Linked DNA regions of Homo sapiens: region 1 is linked to region 2. The links are chromatin contacts, found by Hi-C or POLR2A ChIA-PET in ENCODE. All regions are on one chromosome and are shown on one strand. The core of a region is the stretch at or near the end of the contact, and the rest is flanking DNA. Distances in the headings are between cores, read along the strand shown. Region 1 overlaps CDYL (chromodomain Y like). Region 2 overlaps CDYL (chromodomain Y like).

What was found. A loop is a pair of places that touch in the nucleus more often than their neighbours do. ChIA-PET counts read pairs that join two places held with the same protein, here RNA polymerase II (POLR2A). Pooled maps may share reads with other maps.
Region 1: a pooled map shows a loop between it and region 2 (8-fold over the local background). The contact joins two enhancer-like sites. A Hi-C loop is called at or near these places in 11 of 37 single-sample maps with no recorded cell type and 5 of 50 pooled maps. POLR2A ChIA-PET finds 5 or more read pairs at or near these places in 5 of 52 experiments (H1, PC-3, activated CD4-positive, alpha-beta T cell and 2 more).

The regions. Positions count from the first base shown.
Region 1 is chr6:4,898,974-4,904,172 of GRCh38, forward strand. The region is part of intron 2 of CDYL (chromodomain Y like); the gene reads left to right. It overlaps LOC105374897 (a long non-coding RNA gene), which reads left to right. Exons shown (of 2, transcript XR_926412.3): 1 at 1-5,199. Among named protein-coding and RNA genes, the nearest start is that of LYRM4-AS1, 100 kb to the right of the region's middle. RefSeq lists an enhancer at 4,157-4,657. Within about 2 kb of position 2,854, at least 2 of the 41 ENCODE cell types and tissues checked have a DNase peak (open chromatin) inside an H3K27ac peak, as active enhancers do.
Region 2 is chr6:4,798,504-4,803,524 of GRCh38, forward strand. All of the region lies in intron 1 of CDYL (chromodomain Y like), which reads left to right. Among named protein-coding and RNA genes, the nearest start is that of CDYL, 25 kb to the left of the region's middle. RefSeq lists an enhancer at 3,858-3,907. Within about 2 kb of position 3,153, at least 4 of the 41 ENCODE cell types and tissues checked have a DNase peak (open chromatin) inside an H3K27ac peak, as active enhancers do.

The sequences.
Region 1 (5,199 bases), core at 1,604-4,103, 100 kb after region 2:
CTTACTGTTACCACTTTGGATTTCTTCAAAGTAGAGCAAAACTTAGGTGTACTTAGAAATCTGAGTACAGCCCTAGCCTTTTTGATTTTTCTCATTTTCTCACACCTGGTTTTGACAACAGTTTTTAGTCTAGAGCCTTTCCAAATCATTCAATGTAGTTTTCTTTGAAACATCAGCTCCCCTTTTGTAATCATCCCCTGTTGTATGTAAAAATGAATTAAATATAACAAGTTCAGCTAGCCAAAAAAGTGTAAGAGGAAGGAGAGCGTTCCCTCTATCCTCTTAGGTTTGTGGCTGGGGCCTGTGAATTACAGTGGTGAAAGACATATTAACAGGAGAAAAGGACATATACATTTAATTGGTGTTTTAAATTTTATGTTCCCAAGAGGTCTCCACACAAAAGAGGAAACCCCAAAGAAGTGGTTAGGTTTGAGGGCTCATATACCATTTTAACAAAGGATGATAAATTGCGGAGAAGTTCCTAGACAAAAGAAAGTGGGGTTTCTAGGCTTCTTGGGGGTGGTAAAATGTGGGGAGGTGGATATACGGGGAAACAAATGGAAGACAAAGGCTGTTTAGTAAGGTCTGTTGATGCCGTCTCGGCCCAGTTTCATCTCTCTGGTAATGAATTGTTTTCCTTTTCCTGGTACGGGAAAGTGGGAATACCTTTACAGACAGGAATTTAAGCCCTTTCAGGCAGCAATAGAGAGTTCTTTCTGCATCTGTTGCTTCTCAGTTGCCTTTAGCTAAAAATAATCCGTATTCAAAAGTGGCATATTTTAGAATTGCATATTCTGATTCCCGTCAGAAGTTTAGGGAACGAACCCTGCCAGCTCTTCAGCAGCCATATCCCGAGGGGAAGAGTCACGTGTGAGCTGTGTGGAGTCCCGTGACCATCTCACTCTGGATAGGGAACCAAGGTTTCTCAAGGAGTGTTTTCCTTCTTATTCTGAGAGTCCCTGCTGCAGACTTTGAGAGTTTTTTCCCTGCAAATGAAGTTTATTGATGTCACAGCTCCAGAAATGTTAACACACATCCTGTTGTAAACAGAATGTGTAAATGTCATACATTTTTGCACAAGTAATTTAGAAGTACTTTGAGCAAAATATGAGTTCACTGTTACCTCCCCCTCTGAATACCAAATTCCCCAGAGAGAACATCAGTAGTTTGATGTGTGTCATTTCTATCTTTTTCTATGAATTTATATTCTTTTATATGAGATCATACTACGTAATTTGTTCTTAGCATTTGCTCTTTTTATTTAACATCATGTCTTGGAGAACTCTCTATTTTAAGACTCAAATTATTTCTTTTTATGTTTTAAACTTTATATAAATATGATTTCAAACTTACAAGTTGCAAGACCAGTACAAGAAATACCCATATAGTATCCCTTACCCAGATTCACCAATTGTTTACATTTTGCCTCATTTACTTTCCCTCTCCTCTTTCTCCCCCATATATGTTTATACACACATACACATATGCATATACATTTTTTTCCTATTCGAGGATACATTTTACACTATTTGAGAGTTAGTCGGCAACTTGCTATTGTAAACGATAAAACACAAGGCCTGTAATTGATTTAAAATTTTAATAGATGTTGCCAAATTGCTCTCTAAAAAAGCTGAAAAGATTGTGAGTACATATTTACCTATTCTTAACCAACATTTTAATCTATTTTTCAGTGTCTGGCAGATGAGAAATTGCTATCTCATTGTTTTAATTTTAAAACAGGAAAACTGTTTTTGCAAGTTAATTGACTGTTTGCATTCATTCTTCTGTTAATTCCGTATACGTGTGTATATATATATATATATATATATATATATATATATATATATATATATATATCTTGCCTGTTTTTCTTTTGGGTGGTTTAACTTCCAAAATGTGAACATTTCGTGAATGTACCTGTCTTTGCCCAGGGACTACACTGATCTTCTCTGCATGTTTGAGCTGTGGCGTGCATGCTTGTAAAGAGAGTGCCTAAAAAGAGGTCCATGATTCAGGGTCCTCCCCACCCCACTCAGGGGTGAGGTAGGACTATCTAGGCCCTGCCTTAAGGGACTAGAAAACTTCCAATTAATGTGCATTAATTTTATGGTTCCTGCTCAGTTTTGAATATACCAAAGTATATTTCATTACTTTGGGCTTATATGAAGTACAATTTAAAAGAAATTTAGATTTCTTAGGTCAGATGACATAAAAGGAATATTTCTAACTATAGTTCTTGCTCCTTTTGAACTTTAACTGATACAAGGACAAAGGGGGGGAAATCACATTTTCAGATTAAATTTGCTCTTGTCGCTGCATGTGCTACTAGGAATTAAGCCCTGTTACAAATCCTCCTTGTCTCCTCTATTCCCGTTAGCATTGTTTTTGCTGCAGTCAGGTACTGGCCTTCTGGAATATTCCTCCAGTGGCATGCTGTACCTTAAGGTTGGGAGCAGCTATATATACACAGGGTACAGGCTCTCTAGCCTCTTCCGAGCATGCTATTCTGGTGCCTTTGTTCTGTCTTAAGTTCCTCCAACATTCATCTTCCTCTTTCAGAGAATCCTTGTTTTACAGAAGAGGCCGCTTGTGAAAGAGAGTGATTTGATCAAATCACTAGCAGAATTGGTGGGAAACTAGACTCTACGTTAGAACCTACTCCTGACTTCCATTTAGTTCTTTGTACTGTGTCACACTGATAAGTGAATTTTTTATAAGCGTAATTGATTTTATTAAGTACACAGTATTACTCAAGACTTTCGCTTCTGTGTCAAGTGAGTGAAACTGAACCCACAGTGGCTTAAACATACAAGCAAATGAAATGGCATCTGTTGGCTCATGAAACTGAAATCCAGGCACAGCTGGATCTGTGGCCTGAAGTTACCATCATTCTCATACCCCACCCCACCCCCAGCCTCCACTTTTTCAGTCAGGCCATCCTTCCCGCATGGAAGCAAGGTGCCCCCGCAGCTCTGGGCTGCCACCCTGACCTCTCAGCTGACCAGACAGAAAAGGGGCTTCTCTTCCTCCTACGTTTCAAGGGGTGAGGTCAACTTCATCTAAACTCTGTAACCTAGAAGGAAGGGGATGAGAGGATACCCCAGGGGAAAGCCAGGGCTAGTAACAATAGAAATGGCAATAGAGGCCGGGTGCAGTGGCTCACACCTGTAATCCCAACACTTTGGGAGGCCAAGGTGAGTGGATCAACTGAAGTCTGGAGTTCGAGACCGGCCTAACCAACATGGAAAAACCCTGTCTCTACTAAAAAAAAAAAAATACAAAATTAGCCGGGCGTGGTGGCGCATGCCTGTAAACCCAGCTACTCGGGAGGCCAAGGCAGGAGAATCGCTTGAACCCGGGAGGCAGAGGTTGCAGTGAGCCAAGATCGCACCATTGCACTCCAGTCTGGGCAACGAGTGAAGCTCCATCTCAAAAAAAAAAAAAAAAAGACAGTAGGTACTGAGCAAGCCTGGACAATCATACTTTGAATTAATGTCATGTTCCAGCGTTTGGGTGGCCCTCTGAAACAGTACACAGTCATCCTCCCAATGCAGCTGTGCCCAAGATGCTGCTCACCAGGAGACTGAGCTGTGCCCAGCTCTGTACTTCCTCTTTTTGAATAGGTGTTCTTCCTCCTTTTCTAGTCCTATCTTTGGGAGCTAGGCACTGCATTTATCTCCTTTTTAATTTGATATCTCACCTTTTACACATCAGTCACATTAATTACACAAATGGACTGTTTATGAGGATCCCCTTGGAGAAGGTGCCAGGGAGTCCAATTCTCCAAGGCTCTTTTGCCTTGGGTGCAGAAGGTTTAACTAACGTGGCTTGAGTACTTAGATTGGATGGATGGGAGCCGATTCCCTAGAACAGTCTGAAAAAATAAAATCGGATGTTTTTAAAATATCCAGGGAAAGATCCAGAGTAGATGGACAAATTCACTTAAACTTTAAATGGTAAAATGGAAGTGTTGTGCAGATATTTCAGTGGTCTTTAGAATCTCCTACATTGCCTAGTCCAATTGTTTACACACATTAGGGGCTTCATTAACATTTGCGTGTACATGAGTGAGTTGTTGGAGGAATTTTTATCCCTTCTGCTTCCGTTATTAGTGTTTGTCTTTTAAAAAGAAGAGTAAAAGGAATGGTTTGTTAGGGTAGTCGGGACAAATTACCAAGGCACCAAGAGGCACTCCTACACTCCTGCCGCCCTAAGCACTTAGGGGACGTCCTCCAAATCAGACGAGTCAGCAGGCCTGTGCTCCTGCGCCATGTCCCTGCTGTACGTGCACATGTCCTTTTAAGTGAAGTCAATATATTCCTCTTCACAGCTGCATCCCAGTGCTCAAGGGAACTTCTTGAGAGTAAGAACCAAGACATTTCGTCCTAGTTTTTCTACTACCTGCCACATGGTAGGCGGCCACTAAACTGTGGAGTGGATGAAAGCATTTTCTTCCGTGATGGTTCATCTTAAATGTCTTTTGATAATTAGCATTTTATTGAAAATTATATTGTTTTATCTGAGCAAAATCTACTTAAAGGGTTCATTGAACTTCAACAACAAGTGAAATAATAAAAGAACCCACACGATGCACACGGTGGCTTGCCAGGGCTTGGGTGCCGGAGGGAGGAGACAGCTTCTGTGTCCTTTCTCACCAGCAGTCTCTGGCCCCAGTGGAGCCCCAGGCTCACCTCCCCTCTCCCGCTTTGTGTGCTCGGCCCCTGCAGCTGGAGTCTGCTTTACTTGATTCATGTTACTTGGTGTCCACACAGTTGCTGGCTCCTGAGTATCTTCCGTGGCTTCTGAGTTCCTGAAACACATTTTCCTCAGGTTTTGAGGCATCTTTTTAAAGCTTGCTTTTAGTTTCGGATTCACTCTATGTCCCATGCCATACACCCATCAGCCGTCTGCCTGGGAGAGTTTCTGGAAGCTCCATGCCTCTTCATAGGCACGTTGCCATGTACCACATGGCAGGCAGGTGTGACTGGAGCTTGGCATTGCAGAGCCCCTGACTTCCAGGAGCTCAGAGCCTGGCAGAATGGATATTCAAGAAAGAGCCCTCGTTTCTGATGATAGGGTCTGTTTGAAAAGCATTGTGGTTGACAGAGCCATGCCACGCTGTCTGCAGACCAGAGGCCGGGCCCCTCGCAGTGTTGAAAGTTCAGCCCTGCCGTTGTGGGTAGTGCTCCCTAAGGCAAG
Region 2 (5,021 bases), core at 1,903-4,402:
TTTTATTACAGTGGGTCTAAGAGTAGATATGGTATACTTTTGGTCTCAGTATGAATTGATCTGAAGATGTTAACATATCTTTTAATAAATGTCAGTGCCTTGAGGAATTGTGTCTATCTTCATAAGGTATGTCAGTCTATAATTTTCTTATTTCACATCACAGTTAATGCTGGCCTCATAAGAGGAGTTAGGAAGCACTTTCTCTGTTTCTCAAATTGAATGTATTGTACTGGTTTGGATTCTTTCATGAATATGTACTAAAATTTATCAGTGAAGCTATTGGGGACTAAGATTTTCTTTGTGATAAGTTTTTAGATTATGAATTCACAGCCTTTAATTAAACATAAGCTAGACTTAACATTTCTCCTTGGGTCAGTTTTTGTGAAAGTTGTATCTTTAAAGGAATTTACCTCATCTAAAATGTTGCGTTCATTAGCAGATACTTGCTTCTGCTCTTTATTATTATTACCTTTACTTTCAGTTTAATTTGCTTTTTCTGTTTTGGTTTCTTAAGGTGGAAGTTTAGGCCATTGCTGTATTGTCTTACATGAGCATATAGTGCTGTACATTTACTTGCAGCTCTGCTTCAGTCTATCAAAATTTGATATGCTTTCATTAGAATCCAGTTCAAAATATTTTCTGGGTTGATTTGTGATTTCTTCTTTGACCCCTGGGTTTAGAATTAGGTTAAATTGTGGATATTTGAGGTTTTTCTAAATGTTTTATTGTTGATTTTGAATTCCATTGTAGTCAAAGCACATTTCCTATAAGATTTCAGTTTTTTGGAATCTATTCAGAATTGTTTTATGGCCCAGTATATGGTCTGTCTTGGTGAATGTTCTGTGTGTATTTGAAAAGATTATATAATTCTCTGGTTGTTGATGGAGCTTTTCATAAATACCAGCTAAACTACAGTTGGTATGGTCACATAGGTCTCCCATTTTTTTTTTATTTTTTTATTTTTTAGGCAAGGTCTCACTCACCCAGGTTGGAGTGCAGTGGCGTGATCATGGCTCAGCATAGCTTCCACTTCTCAGGCTCAGATGATCCTCTCACCTCAGCCTCCCAAGTAGCTGGGACTATAGGTGTGTGCCACCACACCCAGCTAGTTTTTGTAGAGATGGGGTTTCATGATATGCCCAGGCTGATCTTGAACTCCTGAGCTAGGCGATCTGCCTGCCTTGCTCGGCTCCCAAAGTGCTGAGATTACAGAGCATGAGCCATTGCGCCCAGCCAAGATCTCTCATCTCTTTGTTTTATTGTTTTTTGGTCCAATTTTATCAATTACTGAGAAATATGTTAGAATTTCCAAATACGATTGTGCATTGGTTGTTTCTGTTTCTGTTTCACGTATTTTGAAGCTGTCATTAGATGGATGTATATTTATAATATTGTTATATTTTCCTTTTAAAATCACTATGAAACGTCTTTTTTGTTTCTAGTAATACTTTTCGAAGTCTACTTTGTTTTACATTAATGTATCCATTCTAGCTTTGGTATATCTTTTTCCAGTCTGTTACTTTTAGTTTGTTTCTGTCTTTATATTTAAAATTGTTCTTTAGAAACCAGAATATAGTCAGTTCTTGCCTTTTTAAAATAATCGGATAGTCCATGCTTTTTAATTGAAATTAATCCATTTACATTTAAAGTAATTATTAATATGGTTATATTAGGTCTATCATTTTTTGCTTTTCTTAGGGAAGGGATTTTATTTGCTTTTGTTCCTCCTCTTTTGCTGATTTTGTGTTAACCAAAATTTCTTATTAATTTTAATTCTTCTGTTGGTTTTCTAGCTATATGCATCTTAGCTTTTTCTTTAATATTGAATCACTTTGGATAAGACATATAATTTTTTCAATGATGTGTTTCCAGTTCCACTACTTATCCTTAGTATTATTGTCACAGTTGTTGCATTTATATACTTTGTAAACCCATCAGTAGTGTTGTATTTTTTGCTTTATGCTGTCATCTTTTATAGAAAACTAAGATATTACATATATCCACATAATTACCATTTCTGGCTGTCTTCATTTCTTCCTGTAGCTCTAAGTTGCCATCTAGTGTAGTTTCCATTTGGACTAGAGATCTTTCTTTAGCATTTCTTGTTATAGATCTACCAATGACAAATAGTTTATTTGAAAATGCCCTTATTTTACCTTCATTTTTAAAGGAAACTTCTTCTGAATACTAGAATTCTTGGTTGACTGGTTTTCTTCCTTTTCCTTCTTCAGTAATTTGAATATGTGGTCCCAGTGTCTTCAGACTTAAAAGTTTCTAAGGAGAAGTCTTTGTTCTTATCGTTATTGTTGCCGTTGTTTTCCTGTTTATGACGTCATTTTCTCTGGCTGCTTTCAAGATTTTGTTTATCCTTGGCTTTCTACCATTTGACTAAGGTGTGTCTAGAAGAAGTTTTGTTTGTGTTATTCTGTTTGAGGTTTATTGAGCTTTTGGGAGATATTTCAGTTGTTGTGTCTTCAGATGTCTTTTCCTCCTTTCCTCTCTCTAGAGTCCAATTAAGGTACTGCTTCCTGTTGTCACATTTTTGGGAATTCTACTTATTTTTCATTCATCTCTTTCTCTTTATGTTCTTCAGATTATTCTGTATTCAGGTTCATTGCAGATGGCAGAACCAAGCATCAATCCGTTGCTTAGCCAGTCTAATGCATTTATTTTAGTAAATGTTTTGTTCAGATCTAGGCTTTTAGTTTTTCTGGTTTCATTTTTCTCCCTTGAGATTGCCATATCTGTTCACTTATTGATACCATATTTTCCTTCAATTCTTTGGGCATGTTTTTCAGACGTTTTTGAAATATTTATGATAAATGTTTGAAGTCTGTTAAATCCAACATTTCGGCTCACTTGGAATCAGTTTCTGTTGACTATCATTTTACCTGCAGAGGGTCAAGATTTCCTATTTTTTTCTTGTCTAGTGGAAAGTTGGACATATGCTGTAGTGAGTCTGAACTCTTGTGTTCTTCTGAGGATTATTGTGTTTTTATTGTAGCAGACTGTTAATAAACTGCTTGGTCAAACTACACACTTTGTTTTTCCTGTGATATGCAGCCGCTTGTAGCTCTCCTCTGCTCTTAGGTCTTTGCACTGGTGGTGGTTTTAGTGTGGCACCCTGTGAGTCTCCCCTGTGTCTGCAAAATTTGAAAGTTGGCTAAGGATCTGAGTAGAGATGGACTTTTCTCTGTGGTTGTCTTTATTCTGGGGATTCCCCTAGTTTCTAGCACTCCACCAGCTTTGAGCTCTGTACTCTGACATTTCAAGCTTTATGCCGCCCTAGCTTGAGCATAGTTGGGAAAGAGCATCATATTCACAGATTTGGCTCCATGTTACTCTTTTTTAAAAATATTGCTTTCTGGTTTCTGACTGCTTTTTCACCGTGCTGCTTGTGGTTTCCTCAGCACATATGTAGTATGTAGTTCAGCTGTCAGCTAGGGATTTCAGCATCTTATGCTCTGAATTTGAGTGTCACCTCTATATTCTAGTGCTGTCAGAGTGCTTTAAATTTCTAGCTGCTTCCCCAATTCCAGATTTTGATATCTGGCACCTTTAGTTGGTGAGGAACTGGCTTTTGTTTGCCCCCATGTTTTGCAGCAATAGCTGTGGGAGTTGAGCAGTGCCTTGAGCCAAGATGCCACAAACTCACAATTCTTAACCCTTCTAGTTACAGTTTTTGAGATTTAACTCTCTTCCTGGCTTTTGCAAATACTACCTTTAGATCATTGAAAAAAAAATCACTAATTAGCTTGGCATGGTGGTACACACCTGTAATTCCAGCACTTTGAGAGGATGAGGCATGAGTCTCACCTGAGGCCAGGAGTTTGAGACAAGCCTGGGCAACATAGTGAGACCCCGTCTTTACTAAAAATAAAAAAAACTTAGCTGAGTGTGATGGCAGTGTGTGTAGTCCCAGCTACTTGGGAGGTTGAGGTGGAAGGATCACCTGATCCCAGGAGGTTGAGGCTGCAATGAGCTATGATTGCACCACTGTATTCCAGCCTGGGTGACAGAGTGAGACCCTACCTCAAAAAAACAAAAAACAGTTATTATAAATGTTATCTGTGAGTGTTTGTGTGACCTCTTCACCCTTCCTGCCATTACAGAAAGTTGATATTTTTAGTTTTGAAATACTAGGGTGAGTATAGCTTGTCTGTTTCATGAGCGTGTCTTTCTGTTGTGCTTTCATTGCTTTTAGGGTCATTATTCAGTTTATTTTGTTCTTTTTTTTTCCCTTGAGATAAGTTTGTATGAGAGTCAGCCACCATCCTTTTTCTGTTCTTCTTTTTATTTGAAATTAGGTTGTGTGCACTTGTGCAGGGAGGGTGGGCGGGAGAGGTTTTCAGAGGCCACAGGATTCTCTTTTCCGGCATCTCACTAAGTACTTGACAGTGTGGCCTGGTACCTTTTGAGCTCAAGGGCTGTCCTCCCATTCCTCTCCTTCCCCATCCATCTGGGCTAGACCTTCTCTTTCCATTGCGTCCCCCACCCCACACTATCCCTTTCCTGCTCCATTGCTGTTCTGTTCCCAGCAGTTTTTCTTAGTAGAAGGAGGCTTTGGCTGGCTAGTTTCAAGAGCCCTTCAGCCTTAGACTGCTGCAGTCCCTTCGGACCTGGCTGTGATCACTTGCATCCACCTATAGATGGAAGTGTGCAAAGACCCTTCTAGTTTTGGCTGCTATTCTCAGCTGGCTCCCTGAGTTTTCCTGTGAGGTGCCTGTTGACAGTGTCAGGGTTCTTCTGCTCCCATCCATCAGACACCCTGTTGCTATCCTCTGCTTCCTCTGCACAGATCCTCATCCACCTGGTCCTGCAGCTTTTGCCCATTTATCATCCCTTTCCAGTCACTTAGTTTTCTCTTGGCTATTATCTCAAGATTTGAGGGATTGGGCAATTTTTGCACCTCCTCTGCTGTCCCCATTCTCCTCCATCTGCCTTGAAGTGAAGCAGATTTTATCCTGCTCTGAAGCCTGGGGCATGGATGAGAATTCTTTCAGGATTCTCTCACCAACTTT